Regions from separate parts of the Homo sapiens genome. Here regions 1, 3, 4 and 5 are each linked to region 2. The links are chromatin loops, found by intact Hi-C in ENCODE. Cell type or tissue: PC-9. All regions are shown on one strand.

Evidence for each region. A loop is a pair of places that touch in the nucleus more often than their neighbours do. Peaks named below come from ENCODE experiments on the same cell type or tissue, not always from the same donor. Only the 100,000 strongest peaks of a DNase experiment are listed, where the experiment ranks them.
Region 1: a loop joins it to region 2, with 5 times the contacts of the local background. A loop is called at or near these places in 6 of 110 quality-filtered maps.
Region 3: it touches region 2 in a loop (5-fold over the local background); 2 of 110 quality-filtered maps call a loop at or near these places.
Region 4: it touches region 2 in a loop (6-fold over the local background); 10 of 110 quality-filtered maps call a loop at or near these places.
Region 5: it touches region 2 in a loop (8-fold over the local background); 14 of 110 quality-filtered maps call a loop at or near these places.

The regions. Positions count from the first base shown.
Region 1 is chr11:15,999,493-16,004,492 of GRCh38, reverse strand. The region is part of intron 13 of SOX6 (SRY-box transcription factor 6); the gene reads left to right. Among named protein-coding and RNA genes, the nearest start is that of MIR6073, 32 kb to the right of the region's middle. In PC-9, no CTCF peak of the experiment used is centred here; a DNase peak (open chromatin) is centred at 2,402; H3K4me3 peaks cover 990 bases; H3K27ac peaks cover 1,875 bases.
Region 2 is chr11:16,603,500-16,608,499 of GRCh38, reverse strand. It overlaps a transcript of SOX6 not described here. Among named protein-coding and RNA genes, the nearest start is that of C11orf58, 130 kb to the left of the region's middle. RefSeq lists enhancers at 377-876, 877-1,378. In PC-9, a CTCF peak has its summit at 2,110 (motif pointing right); DNase peaks (open chromatin) are centred at 709, 2,069 and 2,379; H3K4me3 peaks cover 4,603 bases; H3K27ac peaks cover 2,265 bases.
Region 3 is chr11:16,152,374-16,157,373 of GRCh38, reverse strand. All of the region lies in intron 6 of SOX6 (SRY-box transcription factor 6), which reads left to right. Among named protein-coding and RNA genes, the nearest start is that of MIR6073, 190 kb to the right of the region's middle. In PC-9, no CTCF peak of the experiment used is centred here; DNase peaks (open chromatin) are centred at 2,513 and 3,213; H3K4me3 peaks cover 653 bases; H3K27ac peaks cover 2,441 bases.
Region 4 is chr11:16,029,726-16,034,725 of GRCh38, reverse strand. The region is part of intron 12 of SOX6 (SRY-box transcription factor 6); the gene reads left to right. The region is part of intron 1 of LOC105376572 (a long non-coding RNA gene); the gene reads right to left. Among named protein-coding and RNA genes, the nearest start is that of MIR6073, 63 kb to the right of the region's middle. In PC-9, no CTCF peak of the experiment used is centred here; no DNase peak of the experiment used is centred here.
Region 5 is chr11:15,964,793-15,969,792 of GRCh38, reverse strand. It overlaps SOX6 (SRY-box transcription factor 6), which reads left to right. Exons shown (of 16, transcript NM_001367873.1): 16 at 1-3,344. MIR6073 (microRNA 6073) reads left to right here and starts at 172; the gene lies at 172-260. RefSeq lists an enhancer at 3,787-3,936. In PC-9, no CTCF peak of the experiment used is centred here; DNase peaks (open chromatin) are centred at 212, 2,492 and 4,042; H3K27ac peaks cover 3,326 bases.

The DNA of each region.
Region 1 (5,000 bases), 600 kb after region 2:
TTTCTGCTACTCCCATAATATGTATTTTCCATTCTAATGAAATACAGATTCCCCAGACAAATGAAATGAAGAGAGGCCAGTTAAATTAGTCATGTTAGGAGTTTTAAAAGCTAAGTTTGGATGCCATTGAAACAATTCAGCTGACCATTGAAGAAATTCATTCTGATGGAAAGTGTGAAATTTGGGGATAGTTACATTTGAGTGCCCATTGTGATTTTTGCCATTTATTAACCGTGAGACTTGGACAATTTAATCTCTCTAAACCTGAAAGTTTCCTCATTTGGAATGAGGAGTATGGATTAGGTAATCTTTAACATCCATCTCCTGTTAGAGTTCTCTAATTCAATGAGCGTGTTTTATCTATTTTATAATGAATCTGCTATTTAAGGAAAGTCCCATTGTATGCTTACTTGAATACAGTACATATATATGTATATATATACACACATATATATGTGTGTGTGTATATATATATGTATTATATATATATTTACACACACCCTACATCATTAGAATAGTTTTCAGATTTAATATTTCCAAAAATCTCAGACATGCCTTACCATCCTTCCAAGGTTTTTCTAGAAGTAGGGAGGCTGGCATCTCAGAACTGCACAGTATGGCTAGTCAATCAAAGAAGTAAGATTGGAACCAATAATCTCTGAGTCCCACACCGCAACTATGGGTACATTTTCCACATCAAAATTATTATTGTTTTATAGATGTTTCAAGAAATGACACTTAACAGAATATAAGAAATTAAATTTCTACAAGATCTGATTTCAGAAATTCCCAGGTTCTAATAGAACATGTGGGCATTAGAGACTCACTCTAAAATTCTCACTGTTGAAGATGTCCACTGTACTGTATTAGTAAGCATTTGAGTATTTACCTTATGCCATCCTGGCTACTAGACCCTGGGGATAAGGATAAGCAGCTAAGGATAAGACACAATGCAGTCACCACTGTTTTGGGGTACATAGTCTAGAAAAGAAAGTAAGTACATAAAACTGGTAATTTGGATAAAATATGGCAAATGTTAAGATGGAGGTACGCATAGGGTGCCACCTGTCAGAGCCTAAGCTACTTATTCTAACCTGGCAACCAGGTAAGACTTTCATGGGATAAATAATACCTGAGACGAGTCTTCAATAATGAGTGATTGCAAGATGGCCAGGTAATTTCAGGAAAGGAGAAAACTCAGATCCCTAGTATGTACACACACAACACAGTGTGTGGAGAACTGGAAATAGTTCAGTGTTATGACACAAAAAATGTTCCAAGCAGAGTAGCCAGAGCTGGTACTGGAGCCATAGTTGGAGGGCCAGGTCACGGAAAGCCATCTGTACTGTACTAAGGAGTGTGAACTTCATCTTGTGGGCATGAGGGAGCCATTGAAGTGTTTTAAATATAGCAGTGGCCTAGTCTGAATTGCATTTGTGACAGATCATTCTGGCTGAAATTAAGAGGAGGTATTTAAGTGGAGGTTAAAGGATTTAAAACTGGGTGTAAGAATATCAGCCAGAAGGCTAGTTTTTATAATAGTCCAGCAAAGATAGTGAAGGCTAAGGCAATCGATAAAGATTGAAATGAGAGGATGGATTCAGTAGTATCTGTGTTAACTAACTCCTGAGACTTGCTTCATCTTGCTTTGCACTTCTTAATTTCATGTAGAGTCTATGACAGGAGGTAGAGCTGGTTAAAGCCAAAAGCTGCTGAATAACACGAATTATTCAGTCTACCAGCTTTTTACCAGCCTCATTATTCTCCAAGGGCATCTTCTTGAACCTGAGCCCAGTTGTCCTGAAAACTTAGGAAGCCAGAACTTGTTATTGCCTTATTTCAACCTCAGTGGTCTCTGGTTCAAACTTAAATGATGCCTTTTTACCTGGGCTCAACAGCTTGTAGGCCCTCCTTCTATGTATAAATACAGCATATAGATAATAAGTGGGATGTTTGATGCTCTATGCTCCCTTCAGGTCATTAAAATAAAGAATATAAGTTATCCCAGCTGCCCTGGGATTCTGTAGTTGAAATAAGATAAAGGACTCTGTTTAGCTATCTGTGTAAAGTAAATATAACTTGAGAATTTTGAAAAAAGTAAACACAGGCATCAAAACTGAAAGCAAGAGACTCTTGAAAATACAGACTGGTATATCACTGGTTAGAATTTCCTTCATTTTGCAAAGCCACGAGCCACATGCATCAGCTCACCACAAAGTCATTAAGCCTTTTTAAGCTCAGATGAAAAACATTAACAAATACCACAAAAGGCTTTAGTATAGCCCCTTTGTTCATTCACATATGGCACTTTATAACTCCTGCGCCACTCCGGTCGTGTGTTTGTTTAAGCTGCCTCCATCAGGCTGGTCCTGAAAGAACAAAAGACATCTTGAGCAATCCTAAGCAGGAAATGGGCTAATCTAAACATAGTTTGTGACACTTTAAGTAGAATAGAAAGGGGAGGGATTGATTAGTCATTAATGTCCAATTGGCTCCATATGGATGTTGCAATAATAAAGCCCTTTTTCAGAGCAGTAGCAGAGTTATTGAATTAGAGGTTTATGTTTCCTCAGAGCTGACCTTAGGGAATTCCCTTTGGTTCCTCTTGTTGATCTTTTAAAGAGAATGGAGTTTCTAATAGAAAAAAAATAGAAGTCTTATCCACAATAACACTTGCTCATAATCCTGTAACCAAGGAATGCATTAATTTAGCATTGTTTTCATCCCAGCTATAATTTTAGTCCTTAGTGCTTTCTCGACATGCCCTTGCATCTTTGGTGGGGCAGTATTTCAGAGAACAATTAGACAGTGGCATGAACTTCATAACTGGTCATGGGCTCTTCTAATGTGCTTAGCTGGGCAGGGAAGTGGCATCCTTAAAGTGGGAAAATAATGTTCCAGCCAAGAAATGGTGGGCTTTGAAATTCAGAGTTATTTCAGATTGCCGAATAGTGATTGGGGTAGCTTTGGTGAAGGGGTGATGTACTAGGCTGAAAGTCAGAAGATCTACGTTCTAGAACTGGCTCTGCTTCATATTACCAGCAACTGGTTAATCAGAGGAAGGTGCTATCATGTCTCTGAGTCTTGCTTTCCTCATCCATAAAGTGGGTGAAAAGATATCTGCCTTCCTACACATTTTAAAAGATTGTAATGAGGATGAAGATAATGTAATCAGTGAAAGCACTTTGTAAATATTATTTTATGCAAAGTTACTTAGCACAGCTGGTGTTCCTATCCTAGAAACTGACCTCTGGCCTAGTCTATCAAAAAGGTAAATTGCTCTTTAAAGAAATACTTTGGTACTCTGATTAATGAAATGTTTGTTTCCAGCCGAGAGCAGTGGCTCACGTCTGTAATCCCAGCATTTTGGGAGGCCAAGGCAGGCAGATCATTTGAGGCCAGGAGTTCAAGACCAGCCTAGCCAACATGGTGAAACCCTGTCTCTACTAAAAATAAAAATAAAAAAAAATTAGCTGGGTACAGTGGCTCACATCTGTAATTCCAGTTACTCGGGAGGCTGAGGCAGGAGAATCGCTTGAATCCAGGAGGCAGAGGTTGCAGTAAGCCAGGATCACCCCACTGCACTCCAGCCTGGGTGACAGAGTGAGACTCTGTCTCAAAAATAAATAAATAAAATAAAATAAATAAAAATAAAAAGTTTGTTTCCAAAGTGCCCAATGGAATTTTTTATGTGTACATTATATATAACTAGGCCTTTCTATTCATGTCTCTGTCTCTCACACACACACACGCGCACGCGCGCACACACACACACACTGTCATCCTCTCTCTCTCCCTAGTTTATTTAGTGAATTTCTTGATGTAGATAGCTTCAACAGTTGAAGTAAATAGGGATTTGTTTTTAGTAGGGCTAAGGAACCTTAAGATGAAAACAAAGATATTAAACTTTACTTATGGTTTTCCTCAACATTCAGCAAATGAAGAATTAACACTTTAATTAAAGTACCACAGGTAATTCACCTTTTGTTCCTGTACCATCGGCTCTTATATATTCAACAATCACTATCTCAGAAGAATTGTGTATCCATATTTTGCATTTGCCTACCTTAAGTCATTTCACCTGTCACTAGATCACTCTTTGCTAATACATCTAGGTAATTTTTATAAAAGATACAGAGAACAAAGCATACTCTACATCTCTGGCATTTCTTCTTCTCAGAAGATGAACACATCACTTCCTCACTTCCTTAATGATTAAGGCTCTTGCTCCGCCATGGAATGTATTTTGCCTGCCAAACAAACCACTAGGATAGCCAAATCCTTTTTCTTTTTTTTTGCAAGAAGAAATCAAATTTGAAATCCAAGCAGCCTTCCTGTAATGAAAGTAAGTTCACATTCTGGCAGAACAGGAATGAGAAGTTAGCAGTAGGTTTCCATAATCATAGACAGACATCTATCAGCCATTACTTCAACACAATGAATTGGACCTCTGTTGTATTAAGATAAATTTGGTAGGATAAATATGGTGAAAAATCAAATCTGTGTAGTATTAGTACTCTCTTTTCTAATTTCAATCCCCTTTTAAAATTTCACCTTCTACATTTTTGTTTCTAATGCATTCGGTATCATTTTTCTCTAATAACCCAAGTAAGGGACTATCAAATGTATTGTGTGACTCTTCAGAATCTCACAGGAGAAAATCAACTATTCTATTAATAAAATGAAGTAGTCTGAAATACTGTGATTGTCAACAGTTCCATCAAGCAACCCAATAGTGATACTTATGTCTCTTTCTCTTCATAAGCAATCAATTATAGTTTTTTGCTCTTCTTAATAATTCATTTTAGTAAATGAGATTATCTTTGAGTTCACAATGGCCTGAATATGTCACCTACTTTTCAGGTCCACAGAAAAAAGAACCTTTCAAAAAAAAGAGCATTTTATTTGTTGGATGGTTGGTTTTCTGCTTTATTTTGTGGGGTTTTTGTTTTTGGTGTCATTTTTGCCTTTTTTAAACTAAGAGTTACAATAGTTTTATT
Region 2 (5,000 bases):
TCTTTTCTCTCTTTTGACTACTTCTTTTTTTCGTTTTCCTTCATCCTTCTTATTGTTCATCCTAATATCCACCCTTCTTGTCTTCTCCCTGGCCTGCCTGTCCTTCCCCTTCTCCGTTTGTCTCGTGACTCGCTTTTGTGGTCCAGTTCTATCTCTTAGTACTTCTCAACATTCAGCCCATGCCTCCTTCTGTCACCTAACTTTTCCAAAGCACAAGCTACCATTCATACATTTTCCTTTACCATTTGACTTCCTCACTTTCTCCAGTTTGCTCCTTTTTTTTCTCCCCGAGTTGCCTACCTTTTCCACGCTACAGTTTGCCTTTCTCCTGACTCCTCCTCCCAGCAGCCCTAGCCCCAATAGAGCTCTTTTGGTCGTTTTCCCCTCAGCCTGCCTCTCCCCCACCTAGTACTTGTCCCCATTCTCCTCTGACCCCGACTTTCTCTCTTCTTTGTCTCCTTCCAGTTCTCCCCTAGTAGTTGCTTCACCGTCTCTTTCCAGGCGCTTTCCCCAGTTCCAACCTCTGGTCTCGCCGATGTCTCTGCCCTCCTCTCTCTTTGCGGCTCTCTCTTGCCTTTGCCTCCCGCTCTCCCCTCCTTCTTCCCCCGGCCCGCCCTCCTCCCTCCCAGCTTCTCTGCCTGGCTCGCTGCCTCCCTCGCCTCTTGTCTCATCTTGCCTGTGTTGTCTGGGAGGGGAGCCCAGCCTCCTCTCCCTCGCTCAGATCAATGCCCTGGCCACTCACTTTCTGATGTTGCACGACGGGAAATGCTTTGAATACTTACGACATGGCCGCTCACACTGATTGCCAAGATTGACAGCACTAACCATCGCCTTCACTTGTTCCAGGGTGAAGCCCCTAGTCACCCCGCTCCGCGCGCACCTCCTGGAACCCCGGCGGCAAACTTCTGCCGCTCTGCGCTGCCCCCACCCGGGGCGGGACACCCCCGCAGACTTGAGTTAACGGGCTACGCCGGCCGCGGCGCTGGGGGGTTCTGTTCCCTTGCTCCCCGGACTGTGACAATTGACCTAGCACCGACTCCCCTTCCTTTTAATTTTTTTTATTTGTATCTTTCCCTTTTTCTTTAATGCCATTTACTCCTGCGGCGCAGCGCACAAGGAGCCCTCCCGCGCGGTACCATCCTGGAGCCCGCCCAGGTAACCGGGACGGAGCGAGCGATCTCGAGAGCGAGGGAGGCAGAGCCAGGGCGCGCGGCCCGCTGTGAGCTACCTGTTGGGGCGCCGGAGGGGGCAGGGGGCAGGAGCCCAGGGCCGGGCCGCCGTCCCCCGGCGTCTTCCGCTCCTGCCCTTCCGGGCACTCCAGGGTTAGTTTCTGTGAGCTGGGACCGAGGGGCTGGGGCAGGACAGGCAGAGGGACGAGAGCCGAGCGAGCGGAGCCCCGAGAGGGCGCGGGTGGCCGGGAGCCGCGGCTGCCGGGCCGGGGCGGGTTTGCGTACTTGGCTGGGGAGGGGAAAGGAGGAGGAGGAGCGGGAGGAGGGCGCTCCGAGGGGCCGACGCGGAGGGGGAGTGGAGGGAGAGAAAGGGGCCCGGGCGCCCGCCGCTCGCTGGTGGACGCGCTGATCCCGAGGATGCGTCCCCCTCTTGGAGAGTTGCGCCTTGTTCCGGAGTGACAGATCTGCGTGGCGGGGGTCTGTTTTTCTCCCCTTCACCTCCCCTCCAAAAAATCCACCCTGAGAAAACACATGTTGTAGCCGTAGATAACTGTGCGTAGGACATTAAGGCAAAAGGGCAGGGACAGGGACACAACGCAACCTTTGACAACAGAAAGCTGTTATCGCCATCCTAAGTATTCGTCCGGAAATCTGTCTGCCCTCTCGGCCCACCTCACTCCTCCACCTCCGCCTCCCCGCATTGGTATTCTAATCTATATAATTGGGAATGATGTGAAAAAGAAGTCAGGTGGCTTAGAGAATGAATTTGTAAGTCTCCGTGAAGTTCGAGGTAGGTATTTCATTGAAGTTCGCTCAAGTGTGTGATAGAGGAAGCTTTTGTGGCTGCGTGTGTAGTCATCCCTCCTCGTTCTGTGAAAGCAAATGCGTGTCGGCTTTGAAGGTTCAGATGGGACCGCTAGGCGGTAATGCCCTCCGTGCCCACAAGAGGGCAACATCCCGAGGGCTTTGTGAGCGCTGTATCTCTTGTTACCGCCGCAGGCTTGGGTTTAGAGAAAGTTACACTGAAACTTTTAAAAAACTGATACCACCTCTTATTTCGCGATACTAAAAAAAGAAAGATATAAAGGAAAAAAAAAAAAGAAAAAAGAGGGAAGTAAAGAGAGAAGAGAGAAAGAGAAAGGCAGGCAGCTAGCCTACCCCGGGAGAGCCCTAGTCACACCGAGACTAGGGGGAGGGCTGTTTTAATTGTGGGTTTGGCCGACTGACGACTGGAGTGCCCTCCTCGGCTGTCTTAGTTGTAGCCGGAGGTCATGTAAATCGACCTTAAAAGAATGCATAAGCCATAAATTAAAATAAACCCTCATCCAAGGGCTGATCCATACGTAGACAATATCCAACCTGGACAAAACGGGCTTCCCTTGCGAGCCGACCTAAACCGCATCCCCCAAAGAATAGAGACTAAATGCAAAGTAAGTTTCCTAGCAAATATTTTGTTTTCTTGAAAAGTGTTGGGTTGATTCGCTGTGTGACTGAGACGCCACAGTGTTCGGAGCGCTTCAGTGTCACCCAGGCTCTGGGTGCGGGAGGTCGGGAGGACCCGCTGAGCTTCTGGGCTTCTTAATGCTACCCCCACCCCACCCCCATTTCGGTTTGGAAACTTAGGCTGTTTGTGGGGTTGACACTGGTTGAGGGCGGGCGGGAGTCGAGGATCTCCGCCGCTCTCTCGCCGGGATAAAGTTTACTCGGAGGAGTTCATGAAGAAAACCCGGGTCGCTAGAAAACGCTTGCGCTCCCTCCTCCCACCCTCACCCCACCGCCGCTCCGCCGCAACTTTTTCGGGACACCGCTCGAGTTGCCTCCAGCTCCCTCCGCTTGTCGCCCTTCCTTCCCCCTCCCCCCGTTTTTGGACAGTACTTTTTAATGATCTTTTCAGGAATAAACAAACCGAATTCCAAGCCCATCCGAAATCCAAGGCTGACTGATCTGTGGTCCTCTTTACCCTGGCCGCGAGGGCAGTGGTGCCTGACCTGGCGGGAGCGGGGGCGAGGGGTAGTTCAGCCCCGCCGGGCGCGGACTTCGCCAGGGAGTCACCCGGCCGAGCGCACGGTCGCCGGCACGTTTCTTCCCCGCCCCGCGTCCCTGAGCCCAGCCGGCGCCCTCCGTCCTTCTCGGCGCCCTGCCGGGGCCCCGCCACCCGCCGTTCCTCTGCAGCCGGGGCCGCGGTCCGCTGCTCCCGGGCTCGGCCCAGGGCAGGGGGCGGTGCTGCCACCCGCCCCGGGACCCAGCCCGAGCCCGGCCGCTCCCGCGGGAGCTGCTTTCTTCCTTCTCCCTTAAAGGGCCGGGCAGAGAAGGGAAAGGGCTTGTGCAAAGGCTGCTGGGGTTGTGCTCCGATGCCGGGAGGAGCGGCCCGGGGCTGCTGAGGGCAGATTAGCTCGGTGCCGGGCTGCTTCCCCGGCGCTCCGCAGAGCTTTAAGATAAAAAGAATTGGTGTGTTCGGAGCAGATAAAAGGTGGCAGTCGCCAGCTTGTTTTGAGTTTTATTTACGGTCTCTTAGGCGGACCAAGTTTGAAAATGTTGTTTTGTGTGAATTGTCAGATATTGAATGCAGCCCCTATTTGGGGACTAAAAATAAGTCTTCGACTGAACTGGCGGGGCTGGGCTGTTAGCGAGATGGGCTGTCCTGGGCTGCTTTTGTGTGTGAGACCCTGTGAGGGCCGCGCTTGAAGTTTAGGGCTAGAGGTGGCCCGAAGCCGTCCTTGCGGCAAACTGGGCTGGGCTCCGGACCTCCCGCTGTACTGTCAATGGGCGCTCGGATGACGTCCGCGTCCCGGGCGCCGGTGCTAGCCGCGTACTCCTGCGGCCGGGCTTTGGCCCTGGCTGCACGGCCCAGCCAGCAACCCGGGGGAGTAGAGATGAGAGAGGGCCCCTCTACTCCCGCCCACTAGGGTCTTCTCTCTCCTGCCCTTTCTGGTCACATGTCCAGGTTTTTCCCCGGGTCCCGAGGAGAACAGACACAGCCCCGCCCAGTTTATTTCTAGGAGGTGGGTTTGGTGAATAAAAAAGGTCAAGTGGTCAGGTCGGCGAGCTGGTCCATGGCGAGGAGGGACAGGACGGACACCTGGCAAGTCCTGCCCTGCCTGTCCCCCAACCTTGGTCGGCCCGCCCGCGCACGGCTGGCCTCCCTAGGCCACATTCTTGCACAAAGTTCGAGAGGCTGTGGGAAAAGCAACCCTGAACCGGCCAAGGGCCGGCGAAGCTGATCCCGCAATGGCATTTTGTTTTGAACAGTTGCTGGGGTTGACGTTTCCTCATAAGGTAAGGTGTCACTGGACAGTCGGCTGCCCAAATGCCACATGTATAATTAGCCTGCGCACTCAGCACCTCGTCCCCGAGGCCCGCAGGCACGGGCTTGGCCGACCTGGTCCGCTCAGCTCTGTTCTGGGTTCCAGGATTCCCGAGGGAGGGCCGAACCTGCCAGGGCAGCCTCGGGAGGCCGTGGCAGAGAAGAATGTGACAGTGTAGCCTTGTCTTGGATTTTTTTTTAATCTTTTCTTTTCTTCTCTTCCTATTTTATCTTCTTATTTTTCGGCTGTTCAACTATTGGTAAGAGGGGTACTGGACACCAGCGCAGAGTGCAGACTGAATGGGGAAAGGAGATGCAGAGAAAATCTGGCAACATACCTATTCTTCACATCCTACTCGTGGGGGAGGGCTGCTAGTGGCCCTCTGCACCAACCCAGTAAGACCATTCCAGGCTTGGCATTGTATGTCCTGGCTTGGGTAGGGACTTCATGCTTCTAGGTTGGATTGTTTACCTGTCTCTGTGCTCCCTCCCACCCCCACTCCCAAAGGTCTCTCAGAAGTTAATAT
Region 3 (5,000 bases), 450 kb after region 2:
AATTGAGTCTGAGTTAGAAATACAGATATTGGATATTAAAGACTGGATAGGATTTGGATATTAGCCCCCTCAAAAGAGGAGGCTAAAAGTAGAGACAAGGAGAACATTTGAGGTACTATTGAAGTAATCCAAAAGGGAAGAAATGACAGAATCTCGGCTAAGGAGGTATAAGTAGGAATAGAGATGAGGAGATGGGTTTGTGTGATGTTGAGGAAATAAATCTATAGAATTCATGATTAATTGGATTTAGCTAAGAAGAAATTTAAGCAAACTCCCACATTTCTGCATTGGTTGACAGTTGACACCTCTGTTCAACAGGATAGGTGTTTATTTAATTACACAAATATTTACCAATGATAAATCACTGCTCATTATCAGTGAGCAGTGATAATACACTAAGGAACAAAATGGACAAAGTTTGGGAAGATAGAGACTGTAAACAAATAGATAAATATCATGTAGTGATAAATTCTATGAAGAAAAATAGGTTAAGGATAAGTAAGAATATAGAGTGATGATAGTTACACATTTATAGAGCTCAGAGAGGCCTCCTTTTGAGTAAATGATTTGAATAAATTGAATGCAGGAGACATGGATATTAGGGTAAAAAAAAGTATTCCAGGGAGAAGGAACAGAATTACAAAGTATGTGAAGTGGGAGTGTGCTTGGCATGTTTTAGGTGTAGCCAGGAGGCCAGTAAAGATGGAGTAGAAAGAGCAAGGGGAAGTGGTATGTGGTGAAGTCAGAGATGTATTGGTGGACAGATCATGTAAATACAGGATGATGATCAGGTTTGGAGGACTGGGTGAGAAGAAGGGTTTTATTTTTGACATGCTGAATTATTCAGGTAGATATACCTACCAGATGTTGGATATATAAGTTTGAAACTTGGAAATGGAGTCTGGGTTAGAAATACAGATTTAGGAATCATTATCAGGTGGATAATAATGAGTTTGCCTAGAAATATGAGAGTGAGAAGAGGGTAGAGAGCAGAATTTTCGGAAATACTAACATTTAAAGGGTGGAGTAATAGAGAAATGGGAACATGTGATGGAGATTAAGAAGGAGAGGCAGTAGCAAAGGGACCCACAGACTGATCCATATATGTTCAGCTCTGGAAGGTTCAAGCATGAGATATTTATTAAGCATCTATAATAAGCATTGCACTGTGAATATGAGTGCAATAGGTCTCAGAATGATGTGGTGATAGGGCTCTTAGAAATCATCTATTTAAACCCAATCATTTTGTATTTGAGGGAACTGTGACCAGAAGGCAAAGTGACATGCTCTAGGCCACACAGTTTCATAGTGAGAGAGATAGGACATCAATCTAAATCACTGGAACTGTCCCCTTTACACACTGAACTCAGAGAAACAAAAAGCATACAAGATTGGGATAATTTTAAAGAACTTTCTGGAACTTTGGTCTTAAAGACTGGATGGGATTTGGATATTCAGGGAGAAGGGAAGGGCAATATGAGAGTAAATATTAAAGTGAAGATGTGATAACGAGCTTGGAGTGTATAGCCTATGAAAAGATGTCCTATGGTAGAGTTTTTATTAGTGAATAAGGGAAATAAATTTGGAAACTTTGGTTAGAACAAAGATTGTAGATTTGATGGCATGGGAAAGCAATAGAGACTTTGGAACTAGTTCACCTTTAATAAAAGCATGTTGTGGAAGAGGAAGATACACTAGACTGCCACTAAGTATGTGTTAACATAATAGCTAATGATTCACTATGTACTAGATACTGTAATACATGCCTTATGTATTATATTACTCAATTGACACAATAATACTGTTTGCCACTGAGAAAATGGAGGCTTAACAGAGGTTAAACAACTTGCCCAAGGCATCACAATAAGTAGCCTAGCCAAGATTCTAATCTAATTAACAGAAAACACTTATATAGTGTTTACTGTATGTTAGACACTATTCTAAGGCTCTAGATACCTCAATCCATTGAATTCTTACAATAGCCCATTGAGGTAGGTAATATTATTCCCTTTTATAGATCACAAAAGTGAAGCATGGAGAGGTTAAATAATTTGTCCAAGGTCATACAGTTAATAAGTGGAAGACCTCGAATTCAGACTTAGTCTGGCTCTAGGATGTGTGCTCTTAACCACTACACTCTGCTGCCTCTCTTTCTATGAGAATCTAGAGCCCTGGATCCTAACCACTATGTGATGTATCTTTCAGAGCAGAGGTTTTGATTGAAAAACCTGTAGACTCATTTGCCAAGTTGGGAATTTGAACATAGAGATAGAGTGGCCTGGGAAATAATTTCTAAAGAAAAAGAAAACTTTTTTTTTTTTTCTGACAATCAGTCTGACCCACACTCCACAGTTAAGCAAAGAGGGTAGTTCAAGGACCACCTACAGAAAAGAAGGAGCGATAGTCTTAAAACCGGAAATTTACCAGGTTCACGACTTGTAAATGAGGAATGCATGAATAAGAACTAAAATATGTGCAGCCCAAACTGCCCCACTACAAATATTTGAACACTCCCTGAAGGACTGGTTGCCCAGGAAATGCCTGGTTACAAACTCAAGGTGCAAATTTATCAAGGTAGATAGATGCCTGTGTGCTAGTCTGTGGTTGTTTGTACAAAGTTATACTTGGGGAAATAGAAACAGGAAACTTTGATGTGTATATTACAATAATTCTTATTTTGTCTTTATGTAAAGACAAAAAGTTGCATTTTTTTTTGTAAGCAAATATTAAACGGCTTTAAAAAATCAGTTAGACTGGTTGAATGATTCAGAAGACCACTGTACTTAATTTAATTCGGAGACAGGTGATTAGAAAAGATCTGGCTGAGGGTTGAAGAGGAGTCACTTAAAAGGCAAAATGGGAGCACAATAGAGCAGAAAGAAGCATCAATAGCTGATTTCTGTAGGTTCCATACAATTTAAAATAAGGAGTTTTAATATGGTAAAAAGAATACTGCACAGGGATAAGTGGCGTAAAGGAAAAATTACATAAAAAATAGATTTCTGTAATTTGTCGCAGCATGTTAATTAGGGGGGTTATTATTCTATTGTAATGATTGTTAGCAAATGTTTCCTCCATTTATTTTTCCCTTTACACTGTCCAATTGTGCTTCTTACTTTTTTTTCATGTATTTACAAACTCTAGTTAGGATCCTGATTACGGCATAGTTCCTTGATAATATTAAGATATGTAAGGTATCTTCATTGTTGGCCTCAGGCTATCTTTGCTATGACTTGCATTTGTCCAACGTCAAAACATAGGAAACAGGTAATAAAGCTTTTGGTGGTATCCAGCCACTGTAATGAAGACAGGAATGTGATTTGAGCTGGGAGGAATAAATTGCCATCTTACTTCACTTTTATATTCCTTTTTATTATCAGGCAGCATTACCCAAAGCCATGGGTTTTGTTTTCAGAAAAGTAGAACTTAGAATTATGCTTGGTTTAGGATTAATTAATAAGATTGTGTGGTACTCTCCAGAGAAAAGAAGTTAAACTTCATTATATCTCAATTTGGATTTTTTTTTTATTTTTGACTTTTAAAAATGCTTAGATTTTCCTCAGTATTTTATCAATAGTGTGTAAGCTGGAAAACTTGAGTTTGAGATCACATATCTGTCTCACTAGTCTATTCACTTCTGTGGGCATTTCGGCAGAAGTGGCAACTGGAAGTTGTAAGCATGGTTTTGGGCAGGGAGACCAGAGTTCGATGGTCATTACTGCCAATTATACTCTGAGACACAAAGAGATAGGTTGAGTCTGTTGGACCCCAGTGGGTTTCAGTCTTATGTGTTCAGTTGCTCATATTGTGCTTAGTGAGTGGTATGGGTTTTTATTGTATTTTAGGAGGTAACTGGAAGAGATCTTTTATTTATTTGTCTAACCAGTCCTATCAGAGGTAGTTAACCCTGTTTTTGATAGGCTTAGTAAAACTTACTCTACATATCCCTGTGCAATACTGCTTTGTAGGATGACATATCGCCAAACAAATTTGGGACAACTATCAGTTCACAAATTTTTTCCCTTTCCCAAGGCTGTGACTTTTTTTCCTTAAAAAAGTAACTCTAGGCCAGGTGCAGTGACTCCTGCCTGTAATCCCAACACTTTTGGAGGCTGAGATGGGTGGATCACTTGAGGTTAGGAGTTTGAGACCAGCCTGGCCAACATGGTAAACCCCATCTCTACTAAAAAATACAAAATACAAAAAATTGTCTGGGCATGGTGGCTCATGCCTGTAATCCCAGCACTTTGGGAGGCTGAGGTGGGTGGATCACAAGGTTAAGAGATAGATACCACCCTGGCCAACATGGTGAAACCTTGTCTCTACTAAAAATTCAAAAATTAGCTAGATGTGATGGCACACACCTATAGTCCCAGCTACTGGGGAGGCTGAGGCAGGAGAATCTCTTGAACCTGGGAGGTGGAGGTTGCTGTGAGCCGAGATAGCGCCACTGCACTCAAGCCTGGCAACAGAACAAGACTCCATTTCAAACAAACAAACAAAAAATTAGGGCTTGGTGGCACACACCTGTAATCCCAGCTACTCGGGAGGCTGAGGCATGAGAATCGCCTGGGCGATAGAGTGAGACCCTGTCTCAAAAAAAAAAAAAAGTAATTCTAATATATCATTTCTGATATCTTTGAGATATCAAAGCTATTTTTGAGAATGTATGTGAGTCTCTCTGTGTGTGTGTCTAAAAACATGAAGCTAGGAAGTAGAGGGAAATGTAATATCTGTTAGTTAATTCAGTCACTATTATATAACAGAATGTGTTTATCAAGACCATCTTGGCATGGTAGTTCAGATCAGTAGCCTGTATTAATGGTAAAGGGTGTTCTCTGGCTTTAATTATACATACATTCCAGAGAAAATAGTAATTTGTATTTTGTTTTGTTTTTGTAACTTATTGATAGTCCAGTGTCAAATTCCATTGGTCTGTTTTGGGATACCTTTATATTTGTTTGTGAAGTGAGCATCTGGGTTTCAGTGATCTCCAGCCA
Region 4 (5,000 bases), 570 kb after region 2:
AGTGTATGTGTGTTGTCTGTATAAGTCTTCGTGTATGTGTTCTACTCCCTTCCCTTTGTGGTGTTGGGTATTACTATACTTGATTATTTTCATTTTCAGCTGGTTGGCCTAGGGCTGTGAATAGAGAGTATATGTGAAAACTTTGCACATGGATGTACTTTATATATTCTTTACATCACTGATTCCCTCTCAGCATTGTCTTAAATCTGGTTGTCAAAAATGTGCCATTGAGAGCAGTCTGGCAGAAGTTTACTTTTAGCTAAGATCCAGTTTGCAATCTTTGACATTTGCAACTAAGATTAGAATTTCCCAAAGTGCTGTCTTCCCACTATGGATGGAAATGCTTGATTTTATTTTTAGTGCAACCCTGATTTGCCCTTTATATCTTTTTATAAATAATGTCAACAGCATTGGTTCTGAAATAACACAAAGGGTGTCTTGTAAAATGCATTGCGCAATGGCCTTAGTTCTCATATCTTCTAGGTTGCAGTAGTCCCCTGTAGTTCTCAACAAAGGAGATCATTTGAATTGTTATCTTCCCATATTGAGAGTCAACATAATTTTTTAAGAAAAGAAACCATATATTTGGGGTTCTCTTGCCTATGTTGAGATTAAAATATCAACAATTAAATTAGTATCCATTTTCTTATCTGTAAAATGGGGGCAAGAAGACAAACCTCATCTCTAGTTCAAAGAAACATTTTAGTGAGCTCTTACATTTACAAAATCACATTGGTTTCTCAAGTCCTTTCTGTTCTTCTAAGAACATGAGTTCTCTGCTTCTTTTTCTTTTCTTTTCCTTTCTTTTCTTTTTCTTTCTTTCTATTTATTTATTTTTTGTTTGTTTGTTTTGGAGACAGAGTTTCGTTCTTGTTGCCCAGGCTGGAGTGCAATGGCACGATCTCGGCTCACCACAACCTCCACCTCCTAGGTTCAAGCAATTCTCCTGTCTCAGCCGCCCCAGTAGCTGGAATTACAAGCACCTGCCACCATGCCCGGCTAATTTTTTGTATCTTTAGTAGAGATGGGGTTTCACCGTGTTGGCCAGGCTCATCTCGAACTCCTGACCTCAGGTGATGCACCTGCCTCAGCCTCCTAAATTGCTGGGATTACAGGTGTGAGCCACTGCGCCTGGCCGAGTTCTCTGATCTTAATAATACTCCTTCAAGGGAGGTTGGTAGCAAGTTTAGCCTTTCTTATTCCAGACCACCAATTTGATTGCCATGAAATGATTTCTCCAGGTCTAGGCAAACATCAGGAATGAAATAAAGAACAGGAGCCTTTGAAATCGGTCATGTCTAAATCCAAATCTCAGCTTCTCAGCCTAATTAATGATCAACAACATGTGTATTACTAGGTATGCCACCTGGGGCCTGTTACTTACTTTTCTGAGACTATGTTTACTCACTTGGGAGGTGGAAATGATGAACATACTGTATAAGGTTGTGGAAAATATTAAATAAGATAATATATGTGAAGTAAGGTAGATGCAAATAAATATTCTTCTGGTTCCCTTATTGTTGTTTGCAACCACATGACGTCACAGAGCGTTAGGTAGGAAGTGCTCACCATTTGATGTATGGGTTAGGTGTTAGGTGCTAGGGATTCAGGTAAATATTGACTGGTCTCTTTCTGACCTACAGGAGAGTGTAGTCTGGTAGTCTGATTTGGGAGGTAAGACAGATCCATGAAAAGGAACCAGACAATAGAGGGTCTGTGTGCCAAATGAGTGAATGAAAAGTGTCGTAAGGCTAATTAAGCTAATGAAGATAAAAGGAGGCCGTCCTGATCAATCCCTTGGTGGAAAAAAAGTTCTGTAGAAGAGGAGAGACTTGAAATGCCCTCAAAGGAAGGACAGGCAGGCTGGAGTAGGTAGGCAGGAGTGTCTAGGCAGGGTCCTGGCATGAGTATGGTTGGGGCATGTGTCTGCATATGGGGAATAATGGCTGGAGGACAGCTCAATCAAGAGAGAAGTGTACTCTGAGTTAGAGAGGGGCAGGATTCAGATGATGGAAGCCTTGAATGCCTGGCTAAGAAAGTTAACCCAGAGGCTGTATGTATGGTTGTATGTATGATTGTGTATGTGTGAGAAAGAGAGAGAGAGAGAATAAAGGATAATGATGGTAGTGGTGGCTGAGGTAAATGGAGTGTATTTCTCCACATAGATAAACTTGGAGACAGTCAATCTGTTACACAATTATAGAAGCAACTAATAAGTTGCTCCCACTCTTCTCTCTGGGAGAAACCTCAGGGTGATATAGGATTGTAAATCTACATGAAAATTTGAAATAATTAACATAATTTATAGGCATTTGTGACTGATGAATTTTTAATACAAAAATCACATTTGATGTTCACAGAAATCCTGTGAGGTAAAGATTATTGATATCTTTTATTAGCCCCCATTATAGACTAACAAATCGAACAAAACCCTGAAAATTCATGCAGGTAACTCTAGGTTCAAATACCAGCTCTGCTCTATATAAATTCTATACTTTTTACTGCACCACACTGTTACCATTATTGGTAACTTGAAGGAAGAGCCCATGTCTTACTCTTTGCTCTTCCCCTAACACTGAGCCTAAAATGCTCATTGATTGTGTGCTTGTGACTAGAGCCCAGACTTTGGAAGAAGTAGTTACTCTTACGGAGATGAAAATTTATTTTCATCTCTCTGCCCTTTTGAATGTGTCTGGCATTCCTCAGATAGAGTAAATTCATATTATAGGAGGGTTGCCTCTTACAAGGCCCTAGAATACTGAAGTCTGTTTCACTGTCTCAATTTGCTTGTCTCACTGCCACTTCCTCATCTGTCTTCTATTCTGGAGGTTGTGGATGCATCGCCCTCGGTCCACACTTCTTTGTCTCTGCCTCCTGGTATGTGTGAGAATAGATTTCTCTCCTTTCCTTTCTCCCTCCCTAACCTCCTTCCTACCCTCTCTTTCCATTTCTGCTCCCCCATTGCCCTTTCCTGTTCCCCTTGTTCCTCTTATTTTTCCACCCTCCCTCTCTCCTTCCTTCACTTCTCACTGCAATCTTACAGCCTACTGCAGTTAGGGTGCAGTCTCTGATCATTGATGATTTTTCTGCAAGTTCTTATAGTTACAGGAGGCAGCTGCTGCCTCTGCATTCTTCTATGGCAGGGCTCTAGTGTGTAATACCTGCATACCTACCTACCCTACTCCTGTGTCCTTGATAGCAGCACAGTTAACAGGAGCTCTTGGGTGTGCATCTCCAATGATAAGTCCTCTAAAGCCGCATAAGAATTAACCATATATGAAACAGTTGCACAGCCTAGGGGGGCTGAGAGACAACCAGTACACATTTATTCAGAATCAAATGCTGATGTCATTTATTTAAATGGCTGTGCAATGAAGTACTGGATTTGAATAGCTTCAGAAAGTTAAATTTATAAAATAAATACCAACTTGCAAAGCTTTGGAAGTGAACATGGATGCTGAGCTTCCTGATTTCATGTACCTAAAACTGAGTAAAGTTTGACAAATGAAGCTATGTGAATCGTAGAAGGAATTTAGTCTTGATGTTAAAGCTGGAGATCTGTCTTCTAGGCCTACATCTGAGTATCTGTGTCATCTTGGGGAAGTCTCTAAATCTTACTGAGTCTCAGTATGTTCTGTAAAATTAGGATGATTGTGCCTTACGAATTAGATAATATGTGGGAAAAGACTTTACAATTTATAAGATGCTAATGGCCACAAAGTCTGACCATTTACCATATTTATTGTGTGAGGAGGAAGGGAAATGAGTCTGATTTCTGCCCAGAAGGGAAGCTTTATGCTGTGTGCCTCCTGCCTCCTGTTTCATTGGAATGAGGTAGACTCAAAGCTGCCTTAGGCTGATAGCATAAATAAGTAGCATGTCATCACTTTTTTTTCCATAAATAAAACACTTTTTGTTTATCATCTTTGTGGGTGGTGGTGAGAAGGAGAGGGTGTAGAAAGGAAGTGAAGTCTATTTCAAGCAAATCAGGTCGGTTGTACCAAATATCTCTGGCTCAAAGAATTAGCTGAGGACTGAGGATTAGCTAAATGTAGATGGATTTACAGATCAGCATAATACAATGAGATCAAAACACTATGAGTTAGTGAATTTCATATGGTTTTGTACAAACTGGTTTTCCAGAATCATTTCCTCAAGTTTATATAATTTTAAAAGGTAATTTAATGAGCTAGAAATTTTCTATAGTTGATATTTGAGGCAGTATTAAATATTGCTTTACCTTCAAGTAGAAACCATACTAAAGAGAAGTAAAGTTTGCAGTCAAATCAGCTTACACAGAAGGCAAACTATGTAACTGTTTAGAACAATAGACAATGAATTTTTAGAATTTTGTATTATTTTTAGTTGAGAAACTATAATTGTCAATGAATTTTAAAATAATTGAAAGTACAAGTGTGAGTGCTTCAAACATATTAATCTTCAAGGGAAGACTAATATTTCAAACCTAAGCATTTCTAAATAGATCATATTTATTCAAACCTAAGAGTTTCTAAATAGATCATATTTACACTAAGACTTTATTTGGTTTAAGCAATCTAATAATCCACCCCTTCATGTCACATTGCCAATTAGAGAACACAATGTACAACCTGAAGCCTTATATAAGTGACATTTTAATATTCAGATCCCGAAGCAGTCGAGAAGTTTGGCTCTCTAGAAGCAATTTTTCTTCTACTCCTTTGGTCATCACCTCAGTTATGCAAAATTAAAATTTTGATCATAACGCAAATTCAAATATGAGTTTTATTTAATCAGGGTGAAAAGCAGATTTACTCCTTTCCTAGGTTATACACTTCTTTGTGTCAAATATATGCAGTAGAGTTAAATAAGAGGTATATTATAAAAACTTTTGTAGCTTGTATAATTATTATATTCATGATCTTCTCTTAAGTCATTAATTGGTCTGAAAATGCCATTAAAAATTTTACAGAGATTTAAAAACGGCTAATTATAACATTCACTTGGGAAGTTATTTGTTC
Region 5 (5,000 bases), 640 kb after region 2:
GGGATCAATTCATTTTATTTTCAGTGGGGCTTAAACAAAGTTTATATGACTTTACCATCTCATTTTAGATTTTTCTAATTGTGTAAATATAACATAGAAATAGAATTTATTTTTGGTTCATGAATACTTAGTGAGATATAAGTTATGTATTTCCTTTTTGTTCTCTATCCATAGATGTTGGTCCAAACTGAAAGTTGATGAGTCACTGTGCCTCTCGGGGTAGTGAGTTATCAGCTACAGTGAGAGAGCAGTGTTTGGCCTGCAGCTGGGACAGCAAAACGTTTCACCAGGGTTCTCATGCAGTTCAGAACCCACTGTCCACAGATCCAGACATTTCCCTTTTTTCTTACAGAAAGTTGATGATTGGACATACTAAATTTCCACTACAGTTAGGAGACAGTCAGTTTGCTTTGGGAGTCTACATAAATCTTCTAAGATAGTTCTGTGACCATTTAATAGCAAGAAGCATGAATGCCACTACAAAGGCAAAAATCCACCTCTGAGATCGGCCGTTAATAAACGTCCCGTCATGTCAGTTTAGATTCAAGAATGTTAAGCAACTTTGTTTTTGCGGTGCTCCCTATTTCATAGTATCTTCAAATCAAAAATAAAAATTATCTCCATTTTGTTAAAGAACTTACAGGGTCAGGGTTCTCCTTGTCACTTAGAATTGGGACACTGCCAGGCAATCCTCTCCCAAAAAAAAAAAAAAAAAAAAATAGCCATATGGAATGGAAGGAAAAGGAGAAAAGAAGGAAGAAAGGAAAAAAGTAGGAAGGGAGAGAGAAAAAAAAGGTCGCTTTGCGGATACGAGCCGCTAGGCTGACAACTTTTCTATTTCATTGGCAGATATGAAGCAGTGTCTTTTCCAGTAAGGTACGGAAGCTTTGTTGTTTTCATGTGTACCCAGCTCAGCCTTTTAGAAGCACCTCGGTTTGCTTCATTAGGTATTTGATACTCTCCAGCCTTGTCCTCAGGCCTGATTTGATTTGCCAGGGTCCTGACACCAAAGCCCAGGCCAAGTTCTAAATTCAGGTGTGGGCTCACAGTGCTATTGAGCTTGTCGAATTCTGGCCTCCCCTGAACATTAGCCCCACGGGAGCCTGAGGGTGTTTGAAAAGGGCGTGATCACTCTAGGGCTGAAATTAAAGGCTGCTTTCTTTTCCTTCTGAAGCCAGGCTGCTTCTTCGGAGTACACCCTCCTGAGCCAGGAGCACAAGCACTAGCAGAAAGCAGGGATTGTTTCAGGAAAGCCCATTTACCCTCAGTAGGAAGGCAGCCTGGTCACTTGAACAGCACAGCTGAGGCTGCTTCTCTCAATTTACTCATTTTGCAAAGAATTGACCTCTACCAACTCATTAGGGAGAGGAAAAAGAATCACTTAGTAATTTTAAATCATATGAGAAGTCCTGTACCAAGTGCCAACAACTGCAAAGAAATGCAGCTAGAGGAATGTATTGAAATTACTACTGGGTCTTCCTTTTTAATGAGAAAATGACAAAAATGGTTGCTGTAGCCCTGCCTGATTTTGTACACGTTTGTCTAAGAATTGAGTTGGCACTTAAGCTCACTTCTCAAAGTATAATAATATTGTATGACCTCATTTGTCCTTTCACAAAAGCACTTGCATCATTTCCTTAAGTCATCTGCTCCCTGACATGTTTTCTTCCCTAATAAACAACTTCTGTCTGTTATTCCTGCCAATGATGTTCTGTTTCTGATGCCATATCCTATTGAGCGTGCCCCTGTACTAATATCATTGAAAATATTGATATGCAAACACATTTCCTTTTCATCCCCATTCTATCTTTCCCTTTGGGGACAGATTGCTTTCCAAAAGCTCATGAACAAATATTTGGAATGCTGGTACCTTTGGGGCAGAGGTAAGGGTGGGCGGGGTGGGGGCAGAAAGGTAATGCTTAATGCAGATAACTCTTCTAATCAGTGTCCATGGCAATATGAACGCTTGAAGAAAACTCAGTGACATATCTTGCTCAGTAGTTTCTTATTCCTGAAGAACCACAAGCATAAAGTGAGGCCTCAGTGCTGGTGCTCTTGGAGTATGGGGAATGTGCAAATATTTAACTGTTTTGTATGCTGCACATTGCAGGTCTGCTCATGTGCATTCTCCCTTTGTCTTCCTTTGTCATATGTGTTTTTGCTTTTTTGAAAGTGCAGTCTTTATTGTACCCTCCTCCAGCTTGTAGCAAATTAGAATGCTTAGCATTTATGTTCATTCATTATTGTATTTGCCATGTAAAATTTTTATTACCTTAGACAAGCTTATAAGCTGTTACTACATAACTTATCTTACTGTAACTCTTTTATTTCCCCCGACGTTGTAATTTGTTTGTGATGTATATTGTGAAATTGTATTCTATGTTAATTTAATCAGCACAATTCACTGACATGCTGGACTGACATGCTGGCTGCTGTTTCAAAGTGTAAAGTTTGTGTAGGGCTGTTGGGACAACTGCAACTCTGTTGTCAAGGTACTGTGCTTTGGTTCCTATAGCAACACTGGGTGTGGCCCTTGAATTGCTAAGGGCATTTAATACATCCTGGAGCAAATTTTAACTGCAGATTTTCTTTGTAGAAATTCTATGTATAATGCAGGTACCTACTTGGCCCATGGCTGGTAACTATTTGGGCAATTAGAAAAAAAGAAAAAAACATAAAAACTAGTGTCTATTGCTGCTTTGAATATGTTTGAAAGTCTGAAAATGTAAATAGTTTATCAAAAAAAAATCTTGTACAGTCCAGTGTAAAGTTTTTAAATGACCTTAAGGGTTGCCATCACATCTTTCTCACACTCTCCTCTTGATAATAATAATAATAAAAAGTTTGCTAAGGATTAAAGAAATGGGAAAAATAAAAAAAATCTCTTCAAATTTACAGGAATGAATCATTGTTCTTAGCTTTGTTGCATACACAAACTTCTTGGATTTTGTTGTGCAGTATTGACGTGAGATAAAGCTCAACATTGAATAATCTTTCAGTGGTACTTTTCAAAGTCTTCCCCTCCTCTGCCTCATAATTAAGGGAAAAGACAAAATTGAAAGACACACTGTCTTTATCTATCCTGGTGTATGTTGGCACCTTAGCTACTTTTTTTTTTTCCTTTTTGCACAAGGTGCTTTCCTGATATGTTCAACATGCCATCTTTGGGTGATAATGTATATGCCGTGATGGGGCTCAGGCCCCTTAGGGGAGTGTCTATAAGAACTGCCTATTTATGCTCATTTACCTCAAGACTGTCCTCTCTACCCTAATCTAGTTGTCATCACTCCATCTTTTGTACTGCTGTTGACACTTACAAATTAAAGATAAATTTTGTTTTATGACCTCTGTGTATGGCCTTGTCTGTGCCCTGCAAACTGTCCCCACCATGGGGCCCCAGCCAGCCCTGAATGTGCCACCCTCTTGCTGCTGGAGCCTGCAGAGCTCTCCTGCCCTCTGCCATTGCTTCTGCCTGGCCCAAGGGTAGGTCTCTGAAAGACATGGAACCCCTTAGCCTGGAAAGACTTGCCTGCTCTTTTCGTTGTGGAGCACACCTGGCTGCAGCAGGAAATACTTGTGGATTTAGAAGGGAGGAACGGGATACAAGGTGGATTTTTGTCAAGAGAAGATAAGAGAGCATGGCATTGCCTCTTTACCTGACTTCTTCGTGTCAGTGAAACAGCTTAGAGCCTTTTGGAGTATGAACAACTCTCAAGGGCCAGCCTCTCATCTGACGCCACCTTCTACGAGCCTAGCAGCCAAGAGTGGAAAATGCTGCACTTATGGAACCTTTCCCTCCACTGTGGTTGGCAGTAGTTGGCTGATTACTCAGTACCTTCTGCCTCAGAGAAGAAAGAGCCCATCTTTTTGTCCAGCAATGAGTTGCATCCAGAGTGAAACTCGGTTCCCAGTGATATCAGCTTCTAAAATGTTGCCAAAGCTATTTCATTGTGCTGAGTCTGAGTGGGGACGGAAGGTGGGTAGTGGGGTGAAGTGAGCAGGGCCCTTAAGGGAGACTTGCCACACCAGCCAAGCCAGTCCTGTGAGTCTAGAGATGAGTAACCAACACCTAGAGAGTGAAACAAAAGTGTTCAAGAGAGAGGAGAGGCCCAGCCACTCCTTTTGATATTTCCTATTAAAAAATGCCTCAGGAAAAATAAATCCAAGAATATGTGGGACTGACTTTATTCCAGTCACATTGCAAGTTAGACGCAGGCTCCTGTAAGTTCTGAAAATCTAGCATTCCGGGACCTCCCTCTTGCCCCATGGCTTTTTAAAAGCCCAGGTAAGTACAGGACATTGGAAAGAACAGGGACTTTGGAGTCACACCAGCCTGGCTCTGCCACCTGCCAGCTGCGTGACCTTCCCTGAATAACACCTCTGAGCCACAATCCTCTCTATAAAATGGGGTAACAATTCTTACCTGTCAGGGTGCTGGGAGAATGAAAAGAAACAGCAGGGGTAAGACATCCAGGAGTGGATGGCACACAGAGGGCATGAATGCCCACTGCCTCCTCTGACCAGAAAATGCCTAAGCTAGGGAGGTTGGCTGGTGTTACCACTGAGTAAAGTGAAGGAGGTGCCTGAGGCCTTCTCTCAGAGCCTGGTCGCATACATACCTCAGGGCCCTCCCTCTAAGCTAGTCTCCAAGCCACAGGTTTTCTCACTCCCAGCTCATCCTTGCCATTGCTGCAGGTCTTCTTTCTAAGCCTGTCCCCTCTCATCCTTCTCTAAAACCTTCTGGCTTTCTGCTGCTGACTAGATAAAGTCCCAACTTCCTGCCCTGTCAGCCAAGCCTCCACAGACCTGCCAGCCCCATGTTCCACCGTGACCCCACACACCTTCCATGCTCTCTGCTGCTCTCACACCCCCAGCCTGTCCACCACTCTGGGGCTTTTACTTCTCCTTTAGCCTGGAAGGAATCTGTCCCCTTCTCTGTTTGGGAAATTCGCAGTTATCTTTCAGAAGCCACCCAATATCACCACTTCCTGAGACCTTCT